2 separate regions of the Homo sapiens genome follow, and region 2 is linked to region 1. Evidence: read pairs that join two places in POLR2A ChIA-PET (ENCODE). Cell type or tissue: Panc1. All regions are shown on one strand. Links, peaks and the distances in the headings refer to the core of each region. The heading gives the core; the rest is flanking DNA. Region 1 overlaps USP4 (ubiquitin specific peptidase 4). Region 2 overlaps DAG1 (dystroglycan 1).

Region 1 (5,378 bases), core at 321-5,320:
GACATGTACAATGTGGGTGAACATAACCTATTTCCTGGCCCAATAGACAACTCTGGGCTATTTTCAGGTATAGTAAATGTTGCTTTTCTAGCTAAACATTCACCTGGGCAGTGGCCTGATGTTATGTGCATCTGTAACATGGACGTTGTGAACTTTCCTAGTGTGAGGAGATAGAAACAAGTATCCTCATTTTGCATCTATAGCAGAAGTCTTTGCAAACCCTTAATGAGAAGTTAAGCTACTTTTTTCCCTTAAATTAACTGCATCTGATAAGAGTATGCTTCTAACATTTTAACTTTCTCTCTTTGCAAATTAGTTCTGCTAGCTATTTCACATTTTAAGTTAGTATATGGAATGGAAAGAAATAGGATGTCATTTTGAAATTGTATCTAAAATTTAAGAACCAGAATTTTTTGTTACCTTTGCAGTGGAACAAATTGTAAACCTGTGAACTTTCATCAAGAATTCCTGTGATGGCTGTTTTTATCATATAACTAGTGTGAGGAGAGGTTGAAGGTCAGTAGACAGAGTTATGACTGTAGTCAGCTCCCAATGGGAACTGTGGGAAAAGCGACATGTAACACACTAGAGCTTGCTTGCACTTGTACATGCACTGAGATGACAGAGTCAGCTTTTCCCAGGCTTTCTTTTGCCTGACTTCAGACCTCTTTAAAGTCATGATAGAGGTGATCTGTCATGGGTGTCAAAAATCAGGGCAGTGCCAGGAGTGGTGTCTCACGCCTGTAATCTCAGCACTTTGGGAGGCCAAGGCAGGTGGATCACCTGAGGTCAGGAGTTCGAGACCAGCCTGGCCAACATGGTGAAACCCCGTCTCTACCATGTTGGCTAGGCTGGCCTTGAGCTCCTGGGCTCAAGCTATCTTCCTGCCTCAGCCTCCTTAGTCACTGAGACTACAGTGTTCTACCACTCTCAGCTGTTTTTTAAGTTTTTTGGTAGAGACGGGGTCTTGCTATGTTGCCCAGGCTGGTTGAACTCCTGGCCTCAAGCCATCCTCCCACCTTGGCTTCCCAGAGTGTTGGTGTGAGCCACTGTGCCTGGCCTAACTTGGATATTTTTAAAACTGAGCAATGCTTCAGCTCAGACCTTGTTTTAGGAGAGGTCTACATGGTATAAACAATATCATTTACTTTGTTTCCTGAAATAGGTCAAATGGTGGCACTATGCCACGAAGTTGCCCTAAGGAATCATTTCATTATGTTCACATTTTGTTCTTTTTCTCATTTTTATGAAATGGAGAATTCTTAAGGTTTTAAATTCAGGCATACTTTGGCTTATTGTGCTTTGCTTTATTATATGTTGCAGATACTGCATTTTTAGCAAATTTTGTAGGTATTTGGCAACGCTGCCTTGACAATCTGTCAGTTCCATTTTTACAACAGCATGTGCTCACTTCATGTCTCTGTTACCACATTTTGGTAATTCTCAAAATACTTCAAAGTTTTTCATTATTATTTGTTATGGTGATCAGTGATCAGGGAGCTTTCTTTTTTTTTTTGAGACGGAGTTTTGCTCTTGTTGCCCAGGCAGGAGTGCAGTGGCATGATCGTGGCTCATGGCAACCTCCACCTCTTGGGTTCAAGTGATTCTCCTGCCTCAGCCTCCCGAGTAGCTAGGATTACAGGCATGTGCCACCACGCCCGGCTAATTTTGTATTTTTAGTAGAGATGGGGTTTCTCCATGTTGGTCAGGCTGGTCTTGAACTCCCGACCTCAGCCTCCCAAAGTGCTGGGATTACAGGCATGAGCCACCATGCCCAGCCAACAGGGATCTTTCATGTTGCTATTGTAATTGTTTTGGGGCATCATGAAGGGAGCCCATGTAAGACAGTGAACTTAATTGGTAATTATTGTGTGTATTCTCGCTGCTTCACCAACCAGCCATTCCATCTCTCTCTCTCTCCTCAGGCTTTGCTATTGCCTGAGACACAATGACACTGAAATTCGGCCACTTAGTAACCCTAACAACGTCTTCTAAATGTTCAAGTGAAAAGGAGAATTGCATGTCTCTCACTTCAAATCAAAGCTAGAAATGATTTGAGTTTGGTTAAGGAAGCCGAAATAGGTTGTAAGCTAGGCCTCTTGTGCCATATAGCTAGCCAAGTTGTGAATGTAAATGTAAACCTCCTGGACTTAAGTGATCCTTCCACCTCAGCCTCCTGAGTAGCTAGGACTACAGGTGCTTGCCAGCATTCCTGGCTCATTTTTGTATGTGTTTATTTTTTCTTTTTGTAGAGATGGAGTTTTGTCATGTTGCCTGGGAGATGGAGGAACCCAGGAAATGGTGGTTTCAGTGAGCTGAGATTGCGCCACTGCACTCCACTCCAGCTTGGGCGACAGAAGTGAGACTCCATCTCAAAAAAAAAAAAAAAAAGTGCTACTCTAGTGAACACATGAATTATAAGAGGCTGAAACAGCCTTATTATTGCTGATATGGAGAAAGTTTATTCATTTATTTTTTTTTTTGAGACAAGGTGCCATCTTGTCTCAAAAAAAAAAAAGGTAGCTACTGCTACCTCGTGCAGTAGCACAATCACACCTCACTACAACCTTGACCTTCCCAGGCTCAGGTGATCCTCCCATCTCAGCCTCCTGAGTAACTGGAACTACAGGCCCCACCACACTCGACTAATTATTGTATTTTTTGCAGAGATTTTTTGTGGGTTTTGTCATGTTGTTCAGGTTGATCTTGAATTCCTGGGCTCAAGCAATCCTCCCGCCTTGACGTCCCAGAGTGCTGGGATTACAGGTGTGAGTCACTGTGCCCAGGCTAAACAACAGGTTTTATTTTATTTTATTTTTATTTATTATTATTATTTTTTTGAGACAGAGTCTCACCATGGGGTTTCACCATGTTGGCCAGGCTGGTCTCAAACTCCTGACCTTAAGTGATCCGCCTGCCTCGGCCTCTCAAAGTGCTGGGATTACAAGCATGAGCTACTGTGCCTGGCCTAAACAACAGATTTTAAATGTAGACAAAACACCCTTCTATTGGGAAGATGCCATCTACCTCTTTGCTGCTAGAGGGGAAAAGTCAGTGCCTGGGTTCAGAGCCTTTTTTTTTTTTGAGACAGGGTCTTGCCCTGTCACCCAGGCTGTAGTGTGTGATCACAGCTCACTGCAGCCTTAACCTCCTGGGCTCAAGTGATCCTCCCACCTCAGCCTCCTGAGTAGCTAGGACTACAGTTGCTTGCCACCATGCCTGGCTGATTTTTATATGTTTGTTTGTTTGTTTGTTTTGTAAGACAGAGTCTCGCTCTGTCGTCTAGGCTGAAGTGCAATGGCACAATCTTGGCTCACTGCAACCTCCACCTCCCAGTTTCAAGTGATTCTCCTGCCTCAGCCTCCCAAGTAGCTGGGATTACAGGTACCTGCCACCACACCCAGCTAATTTTTTTTTGTATTTTTAGTAAAGACGGGATTTCAGCACGTTGGCCAGCCTGGTCTCGAACTCCTGACCTCAGGTGGTCCACCCGCCTTGACCTCCCAAAGTGCTGGAATTACAGGTGTGAGCCACTGTGCCCAGCTTTGTATTTTTTTTTTTTTTTTGTAGAGATGGGATTTTGCCGTGTTGCCCGGGCTGGTCTCCAACTCCTGGGCTCAAGTGATCTGTCTGCCTTGACTTCTCAAAGTGCTGGGATTATAGGCATGAGCCACTCTGTCCGGCCAGATTCAGAGCCTTGAAGGACAGGCTGACTCTCTTCTTAAGGGATACTGCAGATGGTGACTTTAGTTTGAAGCTAGTGCTCATTTATCATTCCAAAAATCCCAAGGCCCTCAAGAATTATGCTAAATCTGCTCTGCCTGTGCCCTACACATGCAACAACAAAGCCTGCATGATAGCATATTTATTTACAGCATGGTATACCGAATATTTTTGTTTTTATTTTATTTTTCTGGGACAGAATCTCGCTGTGTCGCCCAGGCTGGAATGCAGTGGTGCAATCTCGGCTTACTGCAACCTCTGCTTCCCGGGTTCAAGTTATTCTCATGGCTCAGCCTCCCAAGTAGCTGAGATTACAGACATGCACCACCAGTTCTGGCTAATTTTTGTACTTTTAGTAGAGATGGGGTTTTGCTATTTTGGCCAGGCTGGTCTCAAACTCCTGGCCTCAAGTGATCCACCCGCCTTGACCTCCCTAAGTGCTGGGATTACAGGCATGAGCCACCACAACAAGTTTACCGATTTTTTTTTTTTTGAGTCGGAGTTTTGCTCTTTTGCCCAGGCTGGAGTGCAATGGTGCGATCTTGGCTCACCACAACCTCTGCCTCCCAGGTTCAAGCGATTCTCCTGCCTCAGCCTCCTGAGTAGCTGGGATTATAGGCGTGCGCCACCACGCCCAGCTAATTTTGTTTTTTTAGTAGAGACGGGGTTTCTCCTTGTTGGTCAGGCTGGTCTCGAACTCTCGACCTCAGGTAACTGCCCACCACGGCCTCCCCAAGTGCTGGGAGTACAGGTGTGAGCCACCACGCCCGGCCTCCCAATATTTTTTTTTTTTTTGAGACGGAGTCTTGCTCTGTCACCCAGACTGGAGTGCAGTGGCGCGATCTCGGCTCACTGCAAGCTCCGCCTCCCGGGTTCACACGATTCTCCTGCCTCAGCCTCCTGAGTAGCTGGGATCACAGGCGCCTGGTGCCTGCCACCACACCCGGCTACTTTTTTTGTATTTTTAGTAGAGACGGGGTTTCACCATGTTGGCCAGGATGGTCTCAATCTCCTGATCTCGTGATCCACCCATCTCGGCCTCTCAAAGTGCTGGGATTACAGGTGGGAGCCACCGCGCCCGGCCTCCGGCCTCCAGCCTCCAGCCTCCCAATATTTTTAGCTCAGGGTTGAGACCTACTGCTCAGAAAAAGCACTGAGCTAATCTTATCAAAATGTTACTGCTGCCAGGTGCAGTGGCTTACGCCTGTTATCCCAGCACTTTGGGAGGCCAAGGTGGGCGGATCACGAGGTCAGGAGATTGAGACCATCCTGGCTAACATGGTGAAACCCTGTCTCTATTAAAAATACAAAAACAAAATTAACCGGGTGTGGTGGCGGGTGCCTGTAGTCCCAGCTCCTCGGGAGGCTGAGGCGGGAGAATAGCATGAACCCGAGAGGTGGAGCTTGCAGTGAGCCGAGATGGCGCCACTGCACTCCAGCCTGGGGGACACAGCGAGACTGTCTCAAAAAAAAAAAAGTTACTGCTCCATTGCAATGTACCTAGTTACCCAAGAGCTCTGATGGAGATGCATGAGGAGATTAATGTTGTTTCATGCCTACTAAAAACATCCGTTCTGCAGCCTGTGAGTCAAGAAGTAATTTCAACTTTTTTTGTTTGTTTGTTTGTTTGTTTGTTTGTTTTGAGACAGAGTCTC
Region 2 (5,378 bases), core at 211-5,210, 150 kb before region 1:
AACCAAGGCACCTCCTGGGCCAACCCCAGAAGAACTCAGGGCTCAGGGGTAGTGAGAACACAGATACAAGTGCTGAGCACATGAAGGGCAGAAGAGGGAAGCTAGAGAGTAACTTTGGTTCTCAAGTCTAACCTTTATATTGTAGTTTCACTGTTCTGGAAAACATTAACATTTTCTAAATTCATATTACCAAATTTAAGTTTGTTGCCTGTTGTCCTACTGAAGACAGGGTCTGGGAGGAATGCAGGAGCCCAGCTGTTCTGTAGCTTGCACCCTCCAGGGTCTTGACGTACTGGGGGAAGAACCGTCTGTCCTAGGCCAGTGCAGCCATCTGGGATAGACAGTCGTGTGCCTAGGCAAAGAGGAAGAACCCCATCTCTACAAAAAATACAAAATTCTCAATAATTAAAACATCAGGCCGGGCACGGTGGCTCATACCTGTAATCCCAGCACTTTGGGAGGCCAAGGCAGGTGGATTGCTTGAGCAATCCAGGAGTTCGAGATCAGTCTGGGCAACACAGAGAAACCCCATTACTACTAAAAATACAAAAATTAGCCAGGCATGGCACACGCCTGTAATCCCAGCTACTGGTTAGGCTGAGACAGGAAAATCACTTCAACCTGGGAGGCAGAGGATCCAGTGAGCCAAGATCACACCACTGCACTCCAGCCTGGGCAACAGAGCGAGACTGAATCTCAAAAACAAAGCAAAACAAAACAAACAAAAAAAATCAAATACTATATATCTAACAGTTCACTCTTAGGTATATACCCAGAAGACACCGTCAAGAATATTCATATCAGGCTGAGCGCAGTGTCTCACGCCTGTAATCCCAACACTTTGGGAGGCTGAGGTGGGCAGATCACCCGAGGTCAGGAGTTCGAGACCAGCCTGGCCAACAGGGTGAAACCCTGTCTCTACTAAAAATATAAAAATTAGCCAGGCGTGGTGATGCACACCTGTAATCCCAGCTACTTGGGAGGCTGAGTTAGGAGAATCACTTGAACCCACGAGGTGGAGCTTGCAGTGAGCCGAGATCATGCCACTACACTCCAGAGTGAGACTCTGTCTCAAAAAAAAGAAAAAGGGCCGGGCGCGGTGGCTCACGCCTGTAATCCCAGCACTTCAGGATACTGAGGCAGGAGGATCACAAGGTCAGGAGATCGAGACCATCCTGGCTAACACGGTGAAACCCTGTCTCTACTAAAAATACAAAAAATTAGCCGGGCGTGGTGGCATGCGCCTATAGTCCCAGCTACCAGGGAGGCTGAGGCAGGAGAATGGCGTGAACCTGGGAGGCGGAGCTTGCAGTGAGCCGAGATAGTACCACTGCACTCCAGTCTGGGCGACAGAGCAAGACTCCGTCTCAAAAAATAAATAAATAAATAAATAAATAAATAAATAAATAAATAAATAAAAGAAAAAGAAAATAGTGGTATAAATCTCTCTTGCAGAACATTCAGCCCTCCCCTCACCACCCTGGCTTCTGCTGGCAGTCTGACACCACTCCTACAGGCAGTTCCAGAGCAGTGCCTCCCCAGGCCTCTCCCAGAGCACAGCCCATGCCTCCCTGACTCTGGAATTCCTTACATTCTCCTCCTAAAGGACAACCCTCAGAAAGCTTGGATTCAAAACAAGAAAACAGGCTGGGCATGGTGGTTCACACCTGTAATCCCACCACTTTGGAAGGTTGAGATGAGAGGATCACCTGAGGCTAGGAGTTTGAGACTAGCCTGGGCAACATAACAAGACCATGTATCTACAAAAGGAAAAAAAAATAGGCTGGCATGGTGGCACATGCCTGTAGTTCCAGCTTTGCAGAAGGCTGAGGCAGGAGGATTGCTTAAGCCCAGGAATTCAGACTGCAGTGAGCCATGATCATGCCACTGCACTCTAGCTTGGGTGACAGAGTGAGACCTTGTCTCAAAAAAAAAAAAAAAAAAAAAAGAAAGAAAACAAAAACAAAACCTGATCTACCACATTAGGTCTAAGCAACCTAAGTAGACATAAAGATGAAAAATCTGAATTTGGCTTCAAAATTATTTATTTACAAAAATGAAATTAAATGTGAAATAATAGCAAAACAAACAAAAGTACCACAGGCACATGTTAAGTGTCCCAGTACTAGAGAAAGGCTTGATAAATTCTGGTATATTACATGACATTTCTAGGGCAACTTCCACCTCAAAGACTCAGGCCACGGTTTCAGGGTCATTACAACAAAGATAAAGGCCAGACACAACAAAGGCCTTTTGTCTCCAAAAGGTTGCAGTGAGCCAAGATCGCACCACTGCACTCCAGCCTGGGCGACAGAACAACACTCCGTCCTTGGCCGGGTGCGGTGGCTCACGCCTGTAATCCCAGCACTTTGGGAGCCTGAGGCGGGCAGATCACGAGGTCAGGAGATCAAGACCACGGTGAAACCCCATCTCTACTAAAAATACAAAAAAATTAGCCAGGCGTGGTGGCAGATGCCTGTAGTCCCAGCTACTCCGGAGGCTGAGGCAGGAGAATGGCATGAACCCGGGAGGCGGAGCTTGCAGTGAGCCGAGATTAAGCTACTGCACTCCAGCCTGGGCGACAGAGCGAGACTCCGTCTCAAATAAAATAAAATAAAATAATAACAATAAAAATACAAAAATTAGCCCAATGTGGTGGCGCGCATCTGTAATCCCAGCTACTCGGGAGGCTGAGGCAGGAGAATTGCTTGAACCTGGGAGGCGGAGGTTGCAGTGAGCAGAGATCGTGCCATTGCACTCCAGGCTGGGTGACAAGAGCAAGACTCCGTCTCAAAAAAAAAAAAAAAAGCAGCAATGGCTTCCTGAGCTCCCAACCCCTTGGCACCCAGTGACCACAGCAAACTGGGCACAGAGACCACAGTAAGCCTGACACTGAGGCAGAGGACTGTGCCTTTGGGTACAGCCCACAATGGACCCCATTCTTCCTGGAAGCCCATAGCAGGATGGAAGTGAGGAGGCCAGGACATTCCTCCACCCCCTCACACAGATGTAAAGGGCACAGGCAGCTCAGGGCAGCAGAGCCCTCCACAGGAAGAAAGCATACGGAGCCATTTTTATCTTCAGCTATTAGAATCAAAAGGAGACTCTCTTCTCCAAAATAACAGAGGTACCATCTGATTAAATCAGGTAATCAGGTGGCCTACATAGGATATCCCTCTCTAGTCAGCAAAGTCCAACTAGAAGGGAAAAAGGCTCAGGGCTCTGAAGAGACAGGGGTCCCCACAGGACCTGTCAGGTTAGGGCTGGCACTACAAGCAGAAGAACCAACGTCTCCTGCTAAGATTTCTCCCCTACATGAAAGAATCTGGTCACTTTCTAACTACTTTTAAAATTGGAAAAAGCACATCCTCAGACTTGCAAACACAATGTTTTAGGACCATACTGTTGACCCTTCTGACAAAATATTATTCTATTTTCTAGGTAAGCAAACGCAACAGCTGGTAGCACAAACCCAAAGCAGAAGAGAGTCAGACAGGAATCCTACTGTTATCTATTTGTGACTTTAATGAATTCTATTTTTAGGTCTTTAATAAAGAGCCTCTCTTCTACTCTCTTCCTACCAAATTTCTCCACTCAGGCAATTCAATCGTTCCAACACTGCTCAAAAGTCTAAAAATATAAGACACTTCTGGGCCGGGTGTGGTGGCTCACGCCTGTAATCCCAACACTTTGGGAGGCTGAGGCAGGAGGATCCAGCCTGGGCAACATAGCCAAGACCACATCGCTACAAAAAAATTTAAAAATTAGCTGGGCATAGTGGCACGTGCTAGTAGTCCCAGCTACTCAGGAGGCTGAGGTGGGAGGATTGCTTGACCCTAGGAGGTCAAGACTGAAGTGAGCTATGATTATGCCACCACACTCCAGGTAGGCAACAGGGCAAGACCCTGCCTCTCAAAAAACAAAGAAAACACAATTTCTTCAATCATACCTCACATAAGAGGTAGAACTTACTCATTTTCTCCAAGACTTAGAATCCAGTCCCTGCTCAAGGGCTACTCATCAGACTGGTCTCCAATATAAAAAATCCTAGACGGCAACGTATCCCTGACCTCTGGCAGATTGGACACAGAGGTGACCTACAGTCCAGGCATGGTGGCTCACGCCTGTAATCCCAGCACTTTAGAAGGCCGAGGCAGGCAGATCATCTGAGGTCGCAGTTTGAGACCAGCCTGACCAACATGAAGAATCCCCATCTCTACTAAAAATACAAAAATTAGCCAGGTGTGGTGGCGCATGGTGTATCATTCCAGCTACTTGGGAGGCTGTGGCAGGAGAATCACTTGAATCTGGGAGGCAGAGGTTGCAGTGAGCTGAGATCACGCCACTGCACTCCAGCCTGGGCAACAAGACTAAAACTGTCTCAAAAGAAAAAAAAAAAAAAAAAGATGACCTACCAGCCCAAGCAGGAGTGTTTACAGGACATTTACAGTAATCACATGCATGTTTTATGGAAATATTCCATAGTAAAATCAGGGCCCAGAAAATGGATGTTATCCCAGGTTCTGATTAATAGCCAAATAAAAAGGAAATCTTATTTGGAATTCCATTATTGACTGGATCATTTTTCTTGGCAAAAGCTAGCTAGAGAATCAATCTATCCCTGGAGAACAACTGAGCTAATTAACAGAGGTGTTTATGACAACCAAGGCAGAACTGGTTCACTTCTGCCCTAGACAGCCTTGGGAATCTTAAGTAAATCTCCCATCAACCCCTAGGATGCCTGGGGGGGAAATCTTCACAGCACAGTGAAAAGGCTAAACACAGATACCTACAAAATCAAAAGAATTTGATTCCAATTCCACTACTTTGTTTTAATACATTTACAAACTCTTCCCTCGGTATCCATGAGGGATTGGTTCCAGGATATCAAAATCCACAAGTGCTCAAGTCCCTTATATAAAATGGTGTAATATTTGCATCATAATAAGGACAAAAACATGTAAGCAATAGAATCTACGTCATAATTAAGTTTAAGGGAAGGTACTGTGACTGGATGGACGTACACATAAGCCAGATTTATGTTTCTCTCCACCCAAACATCTCAGTGGAGTAAAGAATAACAAGGCAGCATTGCTGCAAACATGTCTCGCCTCCCCCCATAGGGCAGTTTTTCTCCTATCTCAGAATTGAACAAATGTACAATCAGGTTTTACACGGAGACATTCAGTTCCCAAGGGCAGGCAGGAGACAGTGGCCTTCCTCTATCTCAACTGCAAGCGGCTTTCCTCTTTTACTAATCCACCTCAGCATAGACCCTTTACAGGTGTCGGGCTGGGGGAAGGTCAGGTCTTTCTCATTCCACGAGGCTATATTTCAGACTATCACATGGGGAGAAACCTTGGACAATACCCCGCTTT

Evidence for each region. Peaks named below come from ENCODE experiments on the same cell type or tissue, not always from the same donor. Only the 100,000 strongest peaks of a DNase experiment are listed, where the experiment ranks them.
Region 2: POLR2A ChIA-PET joins it to region 1 with 6 read pairs; 19 of 35 experiments call an interaction of 5 or more read pairs at or near these places.

Annotation. Positions count from the first base shown.
Region 1 is chr3:49,330,158-49,335,535 of GRCh38, reverse strand. It overlaps USP4 (ubiquitin specific peptidase 4), which reads left to right. Exons shown (of 22, transcript NM_003363.4): 2 at 1-67. Among named protein-coding and RNA genes, the nearest start is that of USP4, 7.2 kb to the left of the region's middle. In Panc1, for the core only: no CTCF peak of the experiment used is centred there; no DNase peak of the experiment used is centred there.
Region 2 is chr3:49,482,228-49,487,605 of GRCh38, reverse strand. All of the region lies in intron 1 of DAG1 (dystroglycan 1), which reads right to left. Among named protein-coding and RNA genes, the nearest start is that of DAG1, 15 kb to the right of the region's middle. In Panc1, for the core only: no CTCF peak of the experiment used is centred there; no DNase peak of the experiment used is centred there; H3K27ac peaks cover 1,431 bases.